Linked DNA regions of Homo sapiens: regions 1, 3, 4, 5 and 6 are each linked to region 2. Evidence: chromatin contacts called from ENCODE Hi-C or POLR2A ChIA-PET data. All regions are on one chromosome and are shown on one strand. Each heading gives the region's core, a stretch centred on a gene start or an enhancer-like site at or near the end of the contact. The rest is flanking DNA. Distances are from core to core; before and after follow the strand shown. Region 1 holds the start of H2AZ1-DT (H2AZ1 divergent transcript). Region 2 holds the start of PAPSS1 (3'-phosphoadenosine 5'-phosphosulfate synthase 1). Region 3 holds the start of SLC39A8 (solute carrier family 39 member 8). Region 4 holds the start of ADH5 (alcohol dehydrogenase 5 (class III), chi polypeptide). Region 5 holds the start of DAPP1 (dual adaptor of phosphotyrosine and 3-phosphoinositides 1). Region 6 holds the start of TRMT10A (tRNA methyltransferase 10A).

Evidence for each region. Hi-C counts contacts between places; a loop is a spot of excess contacts on that map. ChIA-PET counts read pairs that join two places held with the same protein, here RNA polymerase II (POLR2A). Pooled maps may share reads with other maps.
Region 1: a loop to region 2 is called in a map of CD8-positive, alpha-beta T cell, with 22 times the contacts of the local background. The contact joins the promoter of H2AZ1-DT here to the promoter of PAPSS1 in region 2. A Hi-C loop is called at or near these places in 1 of 168 maps with a recorded cell type or tissue (CD8-positive, alpha-beta T cell), 3 of 37 single-sample maps with no recorded cell type and 9 of 50 pooled maps. POLR2A ChIA-PET finds 5 or more read pairs at or near these places in 1 of 52 experiments (OCI-LY7).
Region 3: a loop to region 2 is called in a map of CD4-positive, alpha-beta T cell, with 8 times the contacts of the local background. The contact joins the promoter of SLC39A8 here to the promoter of PAPSS1 in region 2. A Hi-C loop is called at or near these places in 2 of 168 maps with a recorded cell type or tissue (CD4-positive, alpha-beta T cell and naive thymus-derived CD4-positive, alpha-beta T cell), 1 of 37 single-sample maps with no recorded cell type and 7 of 50 pooled maps.
Region 4: a pooled map shows a loop between it and region 2 (6-fold over the local background). The contact joins the promoter of ADH5 here to the promoter of PAPSS1 in region 2. A Hi-C loop is called at or near these places in 3 of 50 pooled maps. POLR2A ChIA-PET finds 5 or more read pairs at or near these places in 2 of 52 experiments (CD4-positive, alpha-beta memory T cell and activated CD8-positive, alpha-beta T cell).
Region 5: a loop to region 2 is called in a map of CD4-positive, alpha-beta memory T cell, with 16 times the contacts of the local background. The contact joins the promoter of DAPP1 here to the promoter of PAPSS1 in region 2. A Hi-C loop is called at or near these places in 1 of 168 maps with a recorded cell type or tissue (CD4-positive, alpha-beta memory T cell) and 2 of 50 pooled maps. POLR2A ChIA-PET finds 5 or more read pairs at or near these places in 1 of 52 experiments (activated CD4-positive, alpha-beta T cell).
Region 6: a loop to region 2 is called in a map of B cell, with 14 times the contacts of the local background. The contact joins the promoter of TRMT10A here to the promoter of PAPSS1 in region 2. A Hi-C loop is called at or near these places in 2 of 168 maps with a recorded cell type or tissue (B cell and naive thymus-derived CD4-positive, alpha-beta T cell) and 9 of 50 pooled maps.

What each region holds. Positions count from the first base shown.
Region 1 is chr4:99,949,030-99,951,797 of GRCh38, forward strand. H2AZ1-DT (H2AZ1 divergent transcript) reads left to right here and starts at 1,465. Exons shown (of 4, transcript NR_125923.1): 1 at 1,465-1,651. It overlaps H2AZ1 (H2A.Z variant histone 1), which reads right to left and starts at 1,246. Exons shown (of 5, transcript NM_002106.4): 1 at 1,139-1,246; 2 at 634-711; 3 at 244-357. The coding sequence starts at 1,141. RefSeq lists enhancers at 1-505, 1-36, 1,077-1,166, 1,111-1,715 and silencers at 657-746, 827-876, 1,537-1,586, 1,627-1,836.
Region 2 is chr4:107,718,899-107,721,598 of GRCh38, forward strand. It overlaps PAPSS1 (3'-phosphoadenosine 5'-phosphosulfate synthase 1), which reads right to left and starts at 1,336. Exons shown (of 12, transcript NM_005443.5): 1 at 1,222-1,336. The coding sequence starts at 1,281. RefSeq lists enhancers at 589-648, 2,639-2,700 and a silencer at 1,279-1,528.
Region 3 is chr4:102,343,964-102,346,861 of GRCh38, forward strand. SLC39A8 (solute carrier family 39 member 8) reads right to left here and starts at 1,519. Exons shown (of 9, transcript NM_001135146.2): 1 at 1,382-1,519; 2 at 481-952. The coding sequence starts at 699. RefSeq lists enhancers at 42-101, 2,002-2,051 and a silencer at 572-821.
Region 4 is chr4:99,087,145-99,090,111 of GRCh38, forward strand. It overlaps ADH5 (alcohol dehydrogenase 5 (class III), chi polypeptide), which reads right to left and starts at 1,644. Exons shown (of 9, transcript NM_000671.4): 1 at 1,545-1,644. The coding sequence starts at 1,556. LOC100507053 (a long non-coding RNA gene) reads left to right here and starts at 1,713. Exons shown (of 10, transcript NR_037884.1): 1 at 1,713-2,140. RefSeq lists a promoter at 1,589-2,842 and a silencer at 1,627-1,676.
Region 5 is chr4:99,815,577-99,818,526 of GRCh38, forward strand. It overlaps DAPP1 (dual adaptor of phosphotyrosine and 3-phosphoinositides 1), which reads left to right and starts at 1,251. Exons shown (of 9, transcript NM_014395.3): 1 at 1,251-1,438. The coding sequence starts at 1,338.
Region 6 is chr4:99,562,448-99,565,319 of GRCh38, forward strand. It overlaps TRMT10A (tRNA methyltransferase 10A), which reads right to left and starts at 1,592. Exons shown (of 8, transcript NM_001134665.3): 1 at 1,466-1,592. It also overlaps a transcript of MTTP not described here. RefSeq lists enhancers at 696-1,895, 1,131-1,260, 1,611-1,670.

The sequences.
Region 1 (2,768 bases), core at 215-2,714, 7.8 Mb before region 2:
CAACTGGAATCGTTCCTCACTATCTGACTGGCAAGATATACAGGGGGCACGCAATTTTAATTCCAAGAGCAGAGAACTCAAGCTCAGTAGGATCCTTGTTGAACACCAGCTCCCTCTAGCGTTCTCTTAGGCCTCTCGCCGCGTTCAGGGCCTGGGAGTTTTCTTGCATCACTTTCCTCCTTCCCTCTTGCCGCCTCCCCGCCCCCCAAACCTTCTCCGGATTATAGGCGTTCACCCATTTACCTCTGCGGTGAGGTACTCCAGGATGGCTGCGCTGTACACAGCGGCAGTCGCGCCCACACGTCCATGACTGGTCGTCCTAGATTTTAGGTGTCGATGAATACGGCCCACTGGGAACTTAAATTTTAAGCATACACAAACATAAATGCACAAAAATGAGAACTAGAGATGGGGAAATTATATGCGCGCCAAAGCAAGGGGCACGGGCGCAGCAACGCGTCCCGACATCGAAACACGTGATTCCTCCCCCCCATATTTATCGTATGGGCAGCCCAAGTCGCGACACCGCATCACCCACGCATACACAAAACGCCCATCGAGAGCGATGAATAACAAAAAAGGAAATGCAAAGAAAAACATCATGACTCCCAGACTGCACGAACAACTACTGACCTGCAAGCCGGCTCTCTGCGAGCGGGAAACCGCCTTTGTCTTGGCCTTTCCGGAGTCCTTTCCAGCCTTACCGCCAGCCTGCGGCGCGCACACGCCCGCGAGCGGAGGAGGAACGGAGAATATAGAATTACCAAGGCGGCGCGCCCATCCCCCACCGCGGCGCGTCCCGCCGCGAGCGCGTCCCCGCACCCTGCCGGGGTCTCCGGCCCGCGGCGCGCCGCAGGGGCGACCCCGCCCGTTCGCCCCCCGCCGCGCGCTCGCCACGGCCGCGCGCCTCCGCCCGCCGGCCCCCAGCGGCGCTGCGCGCGCCACCCAACCGTCGCCGCCCGCCGCGAGATCCGAGGCTGCTCCGCTAGCAGCCGACAAAACACCTCCCCCCACTCTTCTAAATCCTGTCTCCGCGCGTTCCCAACCGTCGCCACTTCACCCCCATCCCTCTGTGTAACGGGTTTTTCTCTCGCCGGCAAAAACCCGCGGAGTCATCGAGCGTCTCTGCGAAGTTTACCATTTCGAATTCCGCTGAAGCTCAAGCAAGCAAGGCAGAGAAAAGGCTAATCGGACCCACGGTGAGATCCCACCACCTACTCCTTCGTCGCACCGCGATTCAAACTGCGCTGTCTCCCGCCTTCCCTGCTCCCTTTATACTGCAGAATGTTCCCTCATCCGGGAACTCGGATTGCTCATCCCACCAATGGCTGCCACCCGCCCTCGGGACGCGTCCTTGAGACTTCAGCCAATGAGCAAGCGAAGAAAAGGGTGGAGGGGCGGGCGCTTCTAATCTCAAGCCGCGATTGGGGCGTGGGGGGAGAGGCGGGGGAAGGCGGAGGGATGGGAACGGGGGAGAAGAAGGGCACCGCGGCGGGAGGGAAGAAACAGAGCGAGCTACGCTGCAGGAGCGCAGTTACCAGCCGGCTGCGATCACGTGCCTGGGAGGAGGAGCTGAGACCTCAGGGGAGGGGCGCGCGGTAGCGTCCCGGGTCCCCTAGCAGGGCTCTAGAGACCACGTGAAGTCTCCTCGGTATGTAGCACGCCGCCCCCACCACTCCCAGCCCCATTCCCAGCGCCTCTCGGGCGGAGACCTGCGACCCGCAGCCGCTTTCCGGGGCCCCGGACACCCCTTCCCTACCCTCTCAATCCCTGGCGGCTCCTCCCGTCTGACAGGTGGCGCGAACGCGTCCAGTGAGAGGAGTCTGAGGTTTGCCCTGACGCCTTCCACAGCCTTAGTAGAGATTCCGTGTTTCTTCCGTCTAGGCGAGTCCCCAGCCACCAACAGATCACGACCCGCTGCTCCCACTTTATTTTCAGCCGGGTCTTCCACCTCTCCCTCACTACTTATGAAATCCTCCACGGAATAGTTCTGTGACAGCAAACGGTGAAGCCAAGTCACCTCACTGGTCACGAAACCCTTTTTGTCTATACTTAGGGAGCTTCTGGCGAGGCAGTATTCTTTAATCAAATCATAAACCATATTTTTTGGAGACTACACATCAATGGGTTGTACCTGTAGCCTGGTGTGTAAAGCTCATTTAGTGAAACCTCAGAGCTATTATGTGTCAACTTTTCTACAGTAAGTATTTTGCCACATGACAAATGTTCGGCAAATGTCGATGGAGTAACTCTGACATGATTTTCAGGCAGTTAGAGGGTCCATGCAATGCAATCAGTTGCAAATGATGAGGTTAAAGTAATGGTACTGTACACACAGTACTATCCTTCCAACTAGTAGGTTATTAACACCTATGTACATCTCCAGCTGCTTGGGGACAGTAGTGTCTCAATCTCATTTGCAGTGTTTTAGTGTATTACATTTTTTAACATAATTGAATAGTTTCAATGTGACGAACATTTTGAAACATATACTCTATGCTGGGCATGGTGGCTCACACCTGTAATCCCAGCACTTTGGGAGGCCGAAGCGGGCAGATTACGAGGTCAGGAGTTCAAGACCAGCCTGGCCAACATGGTGACACCCCATCTCTACTAAAAATACAAAAATTAGCCAGGCATGGTGGCGCCCGCCTGTAATCCCAGCTACTCTGGAGGCTGAGGCAGGAGAATTGCTTGAACCCGGGAGGCGGCGGTTGTGGTGAGTCAAGATTGCGCCACTGCACTCAGCCTGGGGAACAGAGCGAGAC
Region 2 (2,700 bases), core at 86-2,585:
CCCGTGAAGTACATACTATTATACCCTTAAGTCAACTGAGGTTCGAAAAAGTAAAGTGACTCTCCTCAAGATCACACAGCTAGTAAATGGCAAAGCTGGGATGAGAGACCAGGCCAGGAGTCCAGCGCTCTTTCCACTGTTCTAATTCATCTTTTAAATCTCCTTCCCCTCCTTACCATCTATAGAGTTAAATAAAAGGAGAGAGGAATCAGTAAACAACTCATGATAACAATAACAACAGATGTGGTAAATTAATGACTTCCAAAGAACATTTGCCTGAAATTGCTTGTTTTTTTTTTCTTTGATTCATCTAGGGCAAGTAACGTTTTGGGAGACATTGCATTTAAACCTTATTATTCCATTGGACTGTGAAATAACGTTTCCGTCTAAACTTAAACCAGTGCCTTTCCAGACTCCAAAGATGGGCCCTTCCCTGCTGCACACTTACAAAGGAAGATAAGGCTCTTTCTCATCACAGAGAAATTAAGGAAGTAAGCAACGTTATGAGGACACAGCACTTTACAAAGTCAACTGGCAGTCATTACTAAACGTTATAAAGGACTGGTCCCATACCTGACTGTCACCAGGAATGGAGTCTTCCAAACTCCTACTTGTTAAACATTCCGATTTAACACAGAGACACAAAGAACCTCAGTTCAGGGCAGTCTCAACTCATGAATGACCACATTGTTGGGTACTCTCCTTTCACACTGAAACTCAGAAATGGAAAGACACGGAGATGGACCCAAACCTGGGCCAACCGCACTGGCAGAGCCAAGAAAAACCAAGAACGCGTCGAAGGCGCCCGCCTCCGCCTTCTCTGCACATCTTCAGGCCACTCCAAGGTATGCAGGAAGCTCCTGTTTCTGCAGCCGCAGGTTTCAGCACCCGGAGGTTTCAGCAAGCGCCAGTTCACGGGTGAAGGATTTTCCTGGGGGTCTTACCTGAGCGGAGGCGCTGGGGAGGGGGGGCGTTCTTCCCACGAACGGTGGCTCGGACCGCACGCTGCGCCAAGCTAGGGCGAGATCCCCACCCTGCGCCGCGCCCCTCTGCCTCGCAACCACCCACGGCCCCAGCCGGGAGGCGCCGCAGCCCCGGAACCCACCTCCGCGCTCCTGGAAGGATGGATGCGGAGGAGGCGGGAGAGAGGCGGCGGCTCCGGAACGAGCTGCTCCCACAGCCCCTCCGCTCCTCGCCGTCTCGCCTTCGTCCCCAGCTTACCCAGTTCTGCGCGTTATTGCTCAGTTTGACTTTCTTGCACAGGCTCCCGGGGATCTCCATGACCGCGGAGCGCGCTGAGCAGCCGGGGTTCTCTGCGCCGGGAGGGTAGCAAGAGGAGGGCAGGCCAGCGAGCGGGGCGGGGCTGGAGGGCGGGGCCTCCTCGCGTCGGAGCGGGCGCGCGCTGACTTAAGCACGCGCCCGTGCTCGTGGCCTGGGTTGCGCGGCGCATGCGGCGCGCCTCGGAAATGGGTCCGGGGCAGAGGTCTGTGGGGAAGGGCGAAACGCCGGGATAGAACCGGAGGTAGAAGCTGGGGGCGGAGCTTCAGCGCTCGCGCCGGCGCGGGCGCGCACGGCGCTCCTCCTTCCAGATCCCGATGAAGGGGCGGGGCCTGGAATGCAGTCGTGGAACCTCAGGTGCCTCTGCGGCACCGAGCCTAGCTCTGAGCTAACGCAGATCTCTAAGAGCGAGTACCAGCCGCCGGGAGAAAGGCAAGGGGAGTGCGCGGCTCGCCGCGCGCGGCACTCCCTCAGCAGAGGCTGATTGGGAGGACGCTGACGCGGCCTCTTGCACCTGTGGCTACTCCTCCACAGACCTGGCTGCCGACCTCCTGTCTGCCCCTTCTGTGCCCATGTCACCCTGGCCAAATGTTTTAAATGTTTTACAGCTTTGCAAAGGGAAGAATTGATTTACCGAACAGCTCATTCTCCACATTAAAATTCTACTCAAGACACAATTTTTTTTCTTTTTTTGAGACGGAGTCTTGCTCTGTCGCCCAGGCTGGAGTGCAGTAGTAGGATCTCGGCTCACCGCAACCTCTGCCTCCCGGGTTCAAGCGATTCTCCTGCCTCAGCCTCCCGAGTAGCTGGGACTACAGGCGTGTGCCACCACGCCCGGCTAATTTTTGTATTTTTAGTAGAGACGGGGTTTCACTATGTTGGCCAGGCTGGTCTCGAATTCCTGACCTCATGATCCGCCCGCCTCAGCTTCCCAAAGTGCTGGGATTCCAGGCGTGAGCGACAGCGCCTGGCCTCAAGACACAGTTTTTAAAAAGATATAATAAAAGCCCGATTTCTTGACATCAATAATTAATATCTCAACCTGGATTAGTGATTACTTATAAGGTGCCTCCCTCTCCGCTAGGAGACCCCACTTCGCATCAGATTTCTGTGCAGTGCTTCTTACCGACCTACACCGGAAAGGGGCTTCTGTATTATTAAGAGCTACTCAGGAAATACCTAGAGGACTGAAATCCAGGACCGGGGAGGCCGCAGGTAACCCCGAATAGAACTCCCGCCTACGGAGGACATTTTCAAATTCACCTAATTATTCCAGGGCTAGTTCGTAGGAGGATGGGCTGGGGGCATGACAGAGTTTCCTCCAGGAGTTATCTTCCCCACACCCCCCATAACTCTGAGTTCTCTTTTCCGCAGCTTGCCCCTGGCACCAAAAGAGTTGCTTGCAGCTCTGCCCCCCTGTGA
Region 3 (2,898 bases), core at 269-2,768, 5.4 Mb before region 2:
GAGCCAGAACTACATTATATCTCGTTTTCAAATAGCACTGGTTACGCACCGGGCAACTGTTAACCAGGGTGGCATGTGATAATCTTCCTTGCTAACCTTGTAGGAAGTGTGCGAGCCGTTATCTTTCTGGCAAGATTTAAGTAACTCATTCCTATCTAAAAAGCATCTGTTAAAGTGGCGTCACACCCTCAACTACTTCATAAAGTTTTCTATAAAATGTTAAAATCACCAGAGTCGGACCTCTCAGTTCATCAGGCGTAAAACTGCAGTTTCCGGCTGCCAAATCCCTTAACAACGTTAACCTTTTAATCCTTCAGCCTCGTCTAGTGAAAAGCAAGTGTCACCAGATACCGCCTTCTACTTGAGAAATATAACAAGATTCTTTCTCCTGCACTTTTCCCAAATAAAAACGGCTCATATACAAAGTGAAGTCTAGGGACACCCACAGTACGGAGGGCTGCCCGGACCTGGCGGCCTTACCTGGTTGAAGTGCAGCTGGCCAGGCTCCGGGACGCCCACGCGGGAGGCGGCTCCCATCTGCTCCAGCAAGTGCTGGAGCTGCGCCGCCGACAGGCTCAGATTCGCGCCGAACACGCTCAGCACATCCTCGCTGAAGGCTAGCCCTGGCCCCTCCGCCACTCCTCCGAGGCCGGCGGCCGCCAGCAACAGGAGCCCGGCCACCGCGCGACCCGGGGCCATCCTGGCCTGGGCTTCCCCTTGAGGGCCCGCGACGGGCTGCCGCGCAGAGGGACGCGCGCGGGCGCACTGGCGTCCTTGCCCAAGGGCGGGAGCGTCAGTGCTCGGCGCTGCTCCGAGTCAGAGGTGGCGCGGGACGCCCCTGGTTCTCCGACGCCTTCGAAAGAACAGCAGCTCGCGACCTGCGGGGCATTGAAGTGGCAGCGTAGCCGAGGGGAGCGATAGGCGGAGTGGGCCCCCCGGCCTCCTGGAGAGCCTGAGATAAAGAGGACAAAGGGGGACAGAGATAAAGGCCACCAGGGCACCAGCCGGCAGGCTCCAGAAACGCTGCGTGGCAGTAGCCCTCAAACGCCCGGCCGGGCATGGGGCCAGACGCCCCGGATCCGGGTTTGCAAACGCCCCAGGATTTGCGTACATATGCTCCTCCCGGATATAAAGCCCCAAACCACGCCACTTCTTAGGAAAAACTAAAACCACACTAACTGTAGAACTCCACCTCCTCTTCCTGTCTTTCTGCTTTATTCTCTCCGCCGCAAACTTAGAAGTGAGACGTGCAGTCCCCAAGGAGCTGCAGAAAAGGGCTCTTCCGGAGTCCTGGGGATTGCGCGTTTAAAGGGGACCCTCCCTCTCCCCGGATCTTCTCTGAGCTTGGCAAGTTAATCGGAAGCACTCGCTGGCCTCTCACCTCTCCTATCTGTTTGTTTGTCTGTCTCTGCGTCTTTCTCTCTGCGTGTCAACGTAAGACTCGGTCTCTGGATCTCTCTCTCTTTCTGTCTCCCGCCCCCACAACCTCTGTATCTCTGACAGGTCCGCGGTGAAACTCCGCGATCCGCTCCGGCGCTCTTTACAAATAAGGGGAGGAGGGCCCTGTCCCCGCCTCCGTAGCACGTGGTGACCCATTTCCCCAGCCTGAACTCCCGCGCGCGTCCACGCCGGGGCGCAGGACCGCCGGCCTTCCCTCCGCGGGCGCTGCTCATTCCCAGCATCAGCCATGCCCTCTTCCCCACCCTCACTCCTGAGGGTTACCTGATGCCACCTCCGTGTCGGGGTCCCTAACTCCTCTCTGGTCTCGGGGACGCATGCATCTTTTCGTGATCTTGATGAAACCAACTTGCTGAAATGGAGCCTGGAGACCCTTGCATTGTCTACATAATTAACAGGAATTGCTTTTTTTTCTCACTTCTTAAAATCAGAGGAGAAAGAGGAAATCCAATGGTAGCGGTGGCGGGCTAGCTGAGCCAGCACTGCCCAAGCCGGCCCTTCCTGGCGGGATATCCGCAGATCAGAGGAATGTTTATTTGTTCATATGGGAGCTCAAGAAAAGCTGACTTAGGTGTGATGTCAACAGGTTTGTGTAAAGTGAGTGTGGTGTTTGAGGCAAAGTTTGTATCTGGTGGATATAGTGGTTCAAGTGTAAAGTGAAACCATGCTTCACTGTTAGATGGCTGTGAAAGGAAAATAAATCTTGAGACTTCAAAATCACCAAGCTAAAGGGAAACATCAAGAAGGGACCAGCTTAGGGCAAACCTGCCTGCCATTCTATTCAAATTCATCCCTCTGAGGCTCACCTGAGACAAATGCATATCTGATTGCTTTCTCTTCTCCATCGTTTATGCAAAAAATGCAGATTCACTGGGCCAGACTAAACTGTCTATTGAGTGGAAGGCTGATCATGGCCTCAAAAGAATGCAACCTTTTGTCTCTTGTCTATTATACTTCTAACCTGGAAGCCCCCACTTCCAATTGTCTCACCTTACTGGACTGAACCAATGTACATCTTACACATATTGATTGATGTCTCATGTCTCTCTAAAATATATAAAAGCAAACTGTACCCCCGACCACCTTGGGCACATGTCTCAGGACTTCCTGAGGCTGTGTCAGGGGCACATCCTTAACCTTGCCAAAATAAACTTTCTAAATTGACTGAGACCTGTCTCAGACATTTTGCATTCACGTGACTAAGGACAATAAAAAGAATACAAGATGCCGTTCTTGCCTTTCATCAGGAGAATGCACAGCCTCCTAAAATAGCACATTTTAAAGAGACATTAAGTCTAGACAAAGGGGAAAAGATGGGGAAAGGGAAAAAATCTTAATCTTAGAAGAGGAACCTAAAGACATAACTGCAGAAGAAAGAGACAGGTAGAGAACATTCCCAGAGGCTAAGGATCTAGGCAGACGAAGCTGAAGGATTGTCAT
Region 4 (2,967 bases), core at 394-2,893, 8.6 Mb before region 2:
AGGCCGAGATGGGCGGATCACCTGAGGTCAGGAGTTGGAGACCAGCCTGGCCACTATGGCGAAACCCCGTCTCTACTAAAAATACAAAAATACCGAGCATGGTGACGGGCGCCGGTAATCCCAGCTACTCGGGAGGCTGAGACAGGAGAATCGCTTGAACCCGGGAGGCAAAGGTTGCAGTGACCCAAGATCGCGCTATCGCACTCCAGCCTGGGAAACAAAGAGCGAAACTCCGTCTGAACTGGCGGGGGAGGGGGGGGGGAGGGAAATGGCCTCTGTAAATTGGTGAGGTTGGAAATGTGGAAATGATCGTTTTTAAAATTAAATTGCAGATATTAAATCTCATAGTACAAAGAATCAGACACTGCATTAGAACCTTTTTCATTTCAATGTGCCATAAATTTCAACTCCACAAGTCAGATTCAGAATACTAACAATTAAGTTATGCAACATAGGAATCCAAAGAAACAAGAATACTAAATTTGATGGCCTGCTCCCCTTTAAAAAATGTCTTAATGGAGCCTAACCTTTTCCTTTTACTGACAATTCTAAGCAAAACAAAGCCCCACTCTAAATCCGCGGGAAATGGCCCTACTTCAACATTTGAACTATAGTAACAATTATAATCTTTCACCTTCTCTGAATAAAGACACTCAGTAATAAGGAAAAGCAACTACCAGTTTAAGTCTGAAAGACTGTTTAGAGTTTATTTCTTTCAAACTCCAATATGTTTAAGGCCATTTGTCTTACTAGAAAATGTCCAAAATTGCAAAACATTAAAATAATCAGCAACTTTAGACTGAGTATGTTATTCGTAATTTCTGCCTTTCTTTACTGTCTAATTTGTATTTTATGAATTTGTCATAGAGGAGCAGACCTGGGTCGGAATCCCAGCTCGCCATCGTTGGTGTGACCAAGCACAACCAACCTCAAACCTCAGTTTTTGGTAAGATGGGGATAACACCTCGCAGAGGTGTTTGTTACGTGAGGACTAGAGGGAATATAAATCTCTTGGTATTTAAGTGCTCGAAAATGTTTCTGAAAGGGACGTAGGGGTCTTTCCAAAATACACTCCTTGGAGGCACAATAATTAAGGCGTAGGCTCAATTATGCAACACAAGCAACCTAGGAGTTAGAAGCACGGGATCTGGCTGCAGCTCTGCCAAGTATGCAAGCTGCAAGAATGACCCAGAGCGAGTTACTTAATTTCGTGTAAGAAGCAATGCGTGGCCGCTCCTAAGCCATTTCCACTGGGATACCGACCTGACCAGCCCCTGCCCCCCACTCTCCGGCTCTCCCACCCCCCCACCCCGTTCCGACTGTCCCAGAAGCAGCAAAGAAAGCTGCTTCCCAACTGAAGAGCCGAGACAAAGCTTCCTTCTCTTTCTGCCCCTCTGAGCCGCTCGCTGGGGGCCCAGTTTCAGAACCAAGAGCCAGATCCCGTCTTGGGCGCCGAGCCTCGCGCGCCCCCGAGGATAGCAGCCTAGTCCCATGCCATGCACTCCCTCCCTTGGACTCAGGGCCCTCCGCTCAACGGGCCCTACCTCGTTCGCCATGTTCACGGATTCTGGTCGGCGCGGGGGGCTGACATCCGGGGTGGGCCGCGCAGCGACGGAGGCATGGGCGTGGCGAGCGCCTAGCGAGGGGGGCGGGGCGTGGGGGGGGCTTGCAATGGCTCCAACCGGAAGGGCGGTGCTCGAGCTGTGGTGCGTGCCGCTAAGTTGTGCGTTCCAGGGTGCACTCGCCGGCGAGGCTGCACGGCGCCGGTTTCATTGCTAAAATCCGACGGACTTGTTGCAGAACTCGTTTTTTTTGTCGGGAAAGGGCTTCCCCGTGTAACTTTACAGCAGTTATCGTAGATAAGACTTGCAAATTACAGATGTGGACGGTGAGGGAACGGGAATTTCACTGAAAGCGCCTGAGAACCAGTAAGAGACCTGCAACAGCTTTGTGCTCCACTGGCGAATGCTTCCTCCCCTAATACACATTATGTGTGCTTGGAGACACAAGGAGTAAGATACAGCCCCTCAAGGGACTCGTCATAGGGAGAGGACACAGCTTTGGGAATAAAGGGGCCACAAAGGAGGAGAGAGGAGTTTGCTGAAACTTCCCAAGCTCCCATTCCAGCAGTTCCTGAAGGGTAGGTAGGATTTTGGGGAGACAGTAGAACGTGGGCAGAGAACTTTGGAAGGAGGAGATGAGGAGAACAAAAAGTCTCCTGATCCTGGACAGTTTTTTGTGTTAAGAGTGGGCCAGAGTGTAGAGAGAGAGAATGTAGTATTTGTCGGTTTACTCTTTCTTTGTTTGTTTGAGACGGAGTCTCGCACTGTCGCCCAGGCTGGAGTGCAGTGGCGCGATCTCGGGTCACTGCAACCTCCGCCTCCTAGGTTCAAGTGATTCTCGTGCCTCAGCCTCCTGAGTAGTTGGGATCACAGGCACACGCCACCACGCTGGCTCAATTTTGTATTTTTAGTAGAGATTGGGAGTGGGGGCAGGGGGTTGGTCTCACCATGTATGCCAGTCTGGTCTTGAACTCCTAACCTCAAGTGATTCACCCACCTCAGCCTCCCAAAGTGCTGGGATTACGGGCATGAGCCACCGCACCTGGCCTGCCAGTTTACTCTTAAACTCTGTTGTAAACGCTGAATTTTGTTAAAATAGCTCTGTCAGACACACTGCTCTTTTCTGTCTTTCAGTCTTTTTCTTGGCTCTTTTCCGGGTACATATGGTAAGATTGTCCAAAGTCTTTCCGTCCTTTCACTCCACTCTCTCACTCACACTTTGGCTTTTAACGTCTATTTATGGAAAGATGACTACCAGATTATTATCTCCAATCAGGATGGCTCCCCTAAACTCCAGACTTGGACATGTAACTGCCTACTGGATTTCTGTCTCCATTAGGATATCTCACAATCGAATGCAACTCCTAAAACTCCTATTAATATTTTCTCCTTATAGGGACTCTTT
Region 5 (2,950 bases), core at 1-2,500, 7.9 Mb before region 2:
TAGTCCTTTAGGAACAGTTCTGCTGTGCTGTTTAGTCCTCAGGCCACACTGTGAGAACAAGTTACAGAGCACTGTGGTGAGTGCTGAATGAGTCAGGGAGTAGAGATAGGAAGAGAGAGAGAGAAAGGGAGAGGGAGAGAGAGACCTGTAGGTACATAGAAAAGGCAGGAAGCAACATATGTCCTTGACTCATTTGATACTGCACTTTGTTCCACTTCCCAAGGATTCAGTCACTGCAATTTACCTTTAGCATTCCAGGCAGATAGAATCCTGCTCTACATATGAATCTGGGCACAAAGCCATGCAGGTGTGAGTAAGCCCATGAAGGAAGTGGCACTCAAAGACTCTAGGAGTTCAGGCCAGGTGCAGTGGCTCATGCCTATAAGCCCAGCACTTTGGGAGGCCGAGGTGAGTGTATCACCTGAGGGTGAAACCCTGTCTCTATAAAAACACAAAAATTAGCAGAGCATGATGACGGGTGCCTGTAATACCAGCTACTTGGGAGGCTGAGGCAGAAGAATCACTTGAACCCTGGGAGGTGGAGGTTGCAGTGATCTCAGGTCATGCCATTACACTCCAGACTGAGTGACAGAGCGAGACTGTCTCAAAAAAAAAAAAAAAAAAAGACTCCAGGAGTTCTAATATGCCCCATTAGGTGGGCACCAGAATGGCCCCTTGTAACTTTTTCCTACCTTCTCCTCTCCTAATTCTTTTTCTGTGGAGGAAACAATAATTGTCTCTGAATCATCCCTATTCGGAGCATTGAGGATATATTAGAAGGTCTGGGTAAACAAGCAGAAATATTGCAAAAGTGCTAAAACATCAAACTTCAGGGTCGAATTTGTGGTTTGCTTCTGCTTTTTCTATCCACTCTAAAGGTGTTCCTGATAGAGAAGCTTCCTCAGTGTTCCCTGTGTTGGTGTGTAAGACAGAAAGAAGATGGGGTAAAAGAGTGCACGCATCCTCCACTACAAACCAGAGGCTGATAGCATTAGGGAGAAGCTAGGGTTTGGCCTCACACAAGCAGTTTGCACTGTTGTCCAATCCCAGGTGGGGTGGTTGCCTCTTCATTTCCTTTGATAGCAACCGCCTGTTGCGTGATGTAGTGTGGGTGTCCTCAGAGGTAGCTACCTAAGTTTGCATACTTCCTGACTGACAGAACACTCCTGCCAGTGCCTCCAGGCCAGGGTGGTGGTGTTGGTGGGAGGAGTAAGTAACCAAGTTTCACTTCCTTGCCTTGGAGACTCAGAGCCATAGCAGGCTGCTGTCTCACAGAGCGAGAAGGTGTCAGGAGCAGCCCAGTTGTGTCTCTCTCTCTACCTCTGTGAAGGGCGCGAATGGGCAGAGCAGAACTTCTAGAAGGGAAGATGAGCACCCAGGATCCCTCAGATCTGTGGAGCAGATCCGATGGAGAGGCTGAGCTGCTCCAGGACTTGGGGTAAGGCAGCAGATCTCCTTTCAAAGTACCTAGTGGGTGGACATTGACTCCGCACTCCCACCTGCATGCTTTGATTAATGACTATCTTCAGTGCCTTGTTGCCCTCTGCCACCTCAACCATTTATTTTTTTCCACTTTATTCATTTGTATCTGTTAAGTATCTTCTTGTCTGGGGCTAATTCCATTGGAAAAGCAGGCATTATTTTTCTAGATGTGAAAACAAGTTGGTTGAGAAAATAGGGAAAAAAATCAAATGTTGGACATTCTTTGAGAAGAGGGACAGAATTGGGATATAGAGGTGATGTTGCCTGGCTTCCTTGATGTTGCTCTGGTTTATGAATAAATGCGCTGTTCAAGAGTTTCTAGCACTGACCCAGGGACAGTAAAAGGACTGTGTTTCTGGTAAGATAAACAGAAAGCTTACCCTACTGTAAGGGAGAGGGACTTTTTCAAAAGACAGAGAATGAGGAAGTTCCTGCAACAGTCTCGCTTGTATATTTCTTTCTCCTGATACTGCATTTGTGAGATTTGATATCGTATGTATGTCCAGAGAGCCAACTTTGAGCCTTTCAGTACCAACAATCCAGGAAGAGGATAAAATTTCTGCTTCAAACAGGTAAGCATAGGTAGGTGGAGTCATTGGAGCTCTGTCTTTAAGAAGGGACCCAGATGACAACTCATCCGGGTATTTAATAAGAAACAAGTATTACACAAGAGAGGAATTGGGGATTTCCCAGAGAAACTGCCTAATGCACTGGGAATATCCCAATGAAGGTGGCTTTGACACCTGTGCATGAGGAGAGGCAAAACCTTTACCTTCTGCCTGGACAAATAGCTCTAACTCTTCATAGCAATCCAATGACATAGGAGCTGTTGTCATCTTCATCTTACAAAGGATGAAAACAAGTACCAAACAGGTTTGAATAACTTGCTTGCTAGTCACACATCAATTACATAGCAAAGCTGGGCATCCAACCTACCACAGGCTATGTCCGAAACCAAAGAAAAACCAAAATAGAGTTGAAATCTCTCTGTGTTAAGGCTGCAGAGATTGTATCTTTTTATGTTGTATTACTGTAAAAGTTTATTAATAATTCCTGTCTTTAGATTATAAAACTGAGGTCTCGGAATTGAACTCTACTTTCATTTGGCAAATCAGATAAAACACCTGGAATTTTCATTAAAGAAAACTCCCCTTATTAGGAAGCCAGAGCTCTAGAATCTCTCTATCCCTCTAGATTGAATCCCCAAACAGAAGAGGTAAAAGGCCCTTCTGTGAGCATCCAGCACAGGTGTCACCAAGTCCAAAAGCTAAAGCTGAACTGTGGCCCTCAGTGTCTTATTGAACTATTAAGTTACAATGCTTTACATGTTCTGTTAACTGTATTCCCAGCCCACTGTAATAGAAAACCCCAAAGGAGGAGATAGAGGAATATATTCAATTCTGGTCCTTTAGTTAAACAAACAATCCTAGAACCCAGAGTCTATGGTTGAGTACTGTGGGAACACACT
Region 6 (2,872 bases), core at 342-2,841, 8.2 Mb before region 2:
AATCTCAACGAATGTGGGAATAATGCAGATTGGAATTAATGACTTGACAGCGATAGCAAAGGAATGCCTTTTTTTTTTTTTTTTTTTTTTTTTTTTGAGAGGGAGTCTTGCTAGGTCGCCCAGGCTGGAGTGCAGTGGCGCAATCTCGGCTCACTGCAACCTCTGCCTCCCGGGTTCAAGCGATTCTCCTGCCTCAGCCTCCCGAGTAGCTGGGACTACAGGTGCGCGCTACCACGCCCAGCTAATTTTTGTTATTTTTAGTAGAGACGGGGTTTCACCACGTTGGCCTGGATGGTCTCCATCTCTTGACCTCGTGATCCACCCGCCTCGGCTTCCCAAAGTGCTGGGATTACAGGCATGAGCCACTGCGCCCGGCCTTTCTTGTTTGTTTGAGACGGAGTTTCGCTCTTGTTGCCCAGGCTGGAGTGCAATGGCGCAATCTCGGCTGATTGCAACCTCCGCCTTCTGGGTTCAAGTAGTTCTCCTGCCTCAGCCCCCCCAGTAGCTGGGATTACTGGCATGCGCCACCACGCCCGGCTAATTTTGTATTTTCAGTAGAGACGGGGTTTCACCATGTTGGTCAGGCTGGTCCCGAACTCCTGACCTCAGGTGATCCACCCGCCTTGCCCTCCCGAAGTGCGGGGATTACAGACGTGAGTCACCGCGCCCGGCCAGGAATGCCCTTTTAAAAGACATGCGGACTAAACGTGGAGGAGCGAAAAGCCCTTTGTTCACTTCAGTTGTCAAGCCTTTTGGGCAGAGGGTTGGGAATGGAAGGGGCAGATGAAATTCTTTCAGAAAGTGACAAGTAATGTGTTGCCATCCTCTTCATATCTGTAGAAAAATTCCCAAATTTAAAGTATTTCAGTGAAATCAAGTAACACTTCGATCTTTATAAAACTGTCCTCAGCTCACAGCACCTGCAGCAACTTCCCCTCGGGCTCTCTACATTTCAGAGAGTTCAGCGACGTCAGCCCTTTGCAGGAAAAATGAGGTAAGGCAGCTTTAAAGAGGTAAAGCCCACGGTCTCTAGCCACGAAGTGGCAGGGCCATAACACGCTTTCCGGCCCTTTAGAGTACAGATTTCCCACTGATTCTTTGCAAACTCACTTTTCACATACTACGGGCCGATGGCAACCCCAAAACACACGCCGACGGAAAGCGCCCCACCACGGGGCGGAGCCTCGCCCACTATCCCTTCTAGGCTCCCAGCCAGCAAACGCATTTCAGAGACGGGATTAAGCTGTCTCTGGCGAACCAGGGAGCAGCTGGGTAGGCCGCGGGGGGCGCCTGTCATCGACGTCATTTCCTTCAGCAAGAGCGCCGCAGGAAACCACTTCCACACCACTGCTCCCCTCTCCCCCGGAAGCCCTTGTTGCTAGTAGGGGGCTGCATGGCACGCGCCCCTTTGCGTCCAGAGAATACCATAGTGCGGGGGAGCGCCAACCAGTGCCAGGACACTTACCGAGCTGAAGAGTTGACAGGGAAGTGAAATCTCAGAAAGAAAGCCTTTCTGGGTTGGCCTGGTTACGGCTCACGCTTCCTTCCACAGAAACTTCAATTCCCAGAGGCAGGGGCGGTAGTTACGCAGTGGAGGCTACGGCGGTTGCGTCTTACGTCATCGAACTGCGGCCATTTCGAACCCGCAATGGAAGAAAGGGGAGGGGTTTATGCGGGGCGGGGTCTGGAGTTAGTGTTTTGGGAGTGGGAGGTAGTTACAGTGATGTCTGTTTTTTCCCGTTCAAGAATTAAGTGTGTACCTGCAGACGTGTATTCATTCATATATTCTTGTGAGTATTGGATGAAGGAATTAAGATAGTCCCACTGTTAAAAATGCAAAACAACGAAGAAAGGCTCCTAATTTTTCTGTGTTGAAAATGAGAGAAAAACATCTCTTGCCTATATTATTTTTAATTTATACAGAAAATTACCATATCACATGATTTTACATAACTCAAGTGGAAAATTAAATTCAAAAAGTGAGTCAGATTCACAATAAAATGCATTTAAATTTAGAATCTGTAAGGCTTTTTTATGGCTGAAGTAAAACAGCCATAGCTTTACTCTTTATTCATTCCTTGAGCTATTTTTCCTATGCTGTTTTGCAAAACATCAGATGACATTTCATTGTTTATAATACTTGACCTTATATAATCTTTTGCTATATATAGATCATGTCAACTGAGAGAGAAATGAAATACAACCCCGTAGATTGTCATTTTCTATTTAGTTTTTTTCTCCTCTACTTCTAATAGGTGATTATTGCAGAATTTGAAGGTAAGAATGAGGTTTGCATCTTGAATAGAAGACTGGCTTCTCATATAGAAAGAATTTTGAAGTAAATTATCCTTGAAGATATTTGAACATGTTTAAAGGCTTCAGTGAATAGAAAATTAAATCCAGAATTTGAGATTCTCTAAAAGAGCCGAAATTTCTTTGACTTTAGTTACAAAACTAAAGTCACTCTTGCCATAAGCCCTTAAATTTTACTTGAAACACTGTATCAGCTATAACACTGTTGTGAGTCCCTCTTCTGTTTCTTCCTCATCTCAAACCTAAAAGATCTTTGTTAACTGAGCACTGGCAAAAAAGTCTGGATCCACTTCTGATCTGTTAGTAGGGCATCTTTTTTCAGCTGCCTCCATATGAGGGCAAAGAGTAGCTGAGGGAGGATTAGTAATTGGATATGTAGCCCTTCACATGTAGGTCATTAAATTCAGGCTGGCAAAGTGATGTGCCAAATCTTTCCACAGCTGTTCAGTTGCTCCTATGGGATCTGTTTTATAAATAATTATACAGTTTTTTCAGAGTTAATACCTGGCCTCCTTAGATATTTTAAACAAAGTTTTAAAGCAAAAAAAACCACTTCATA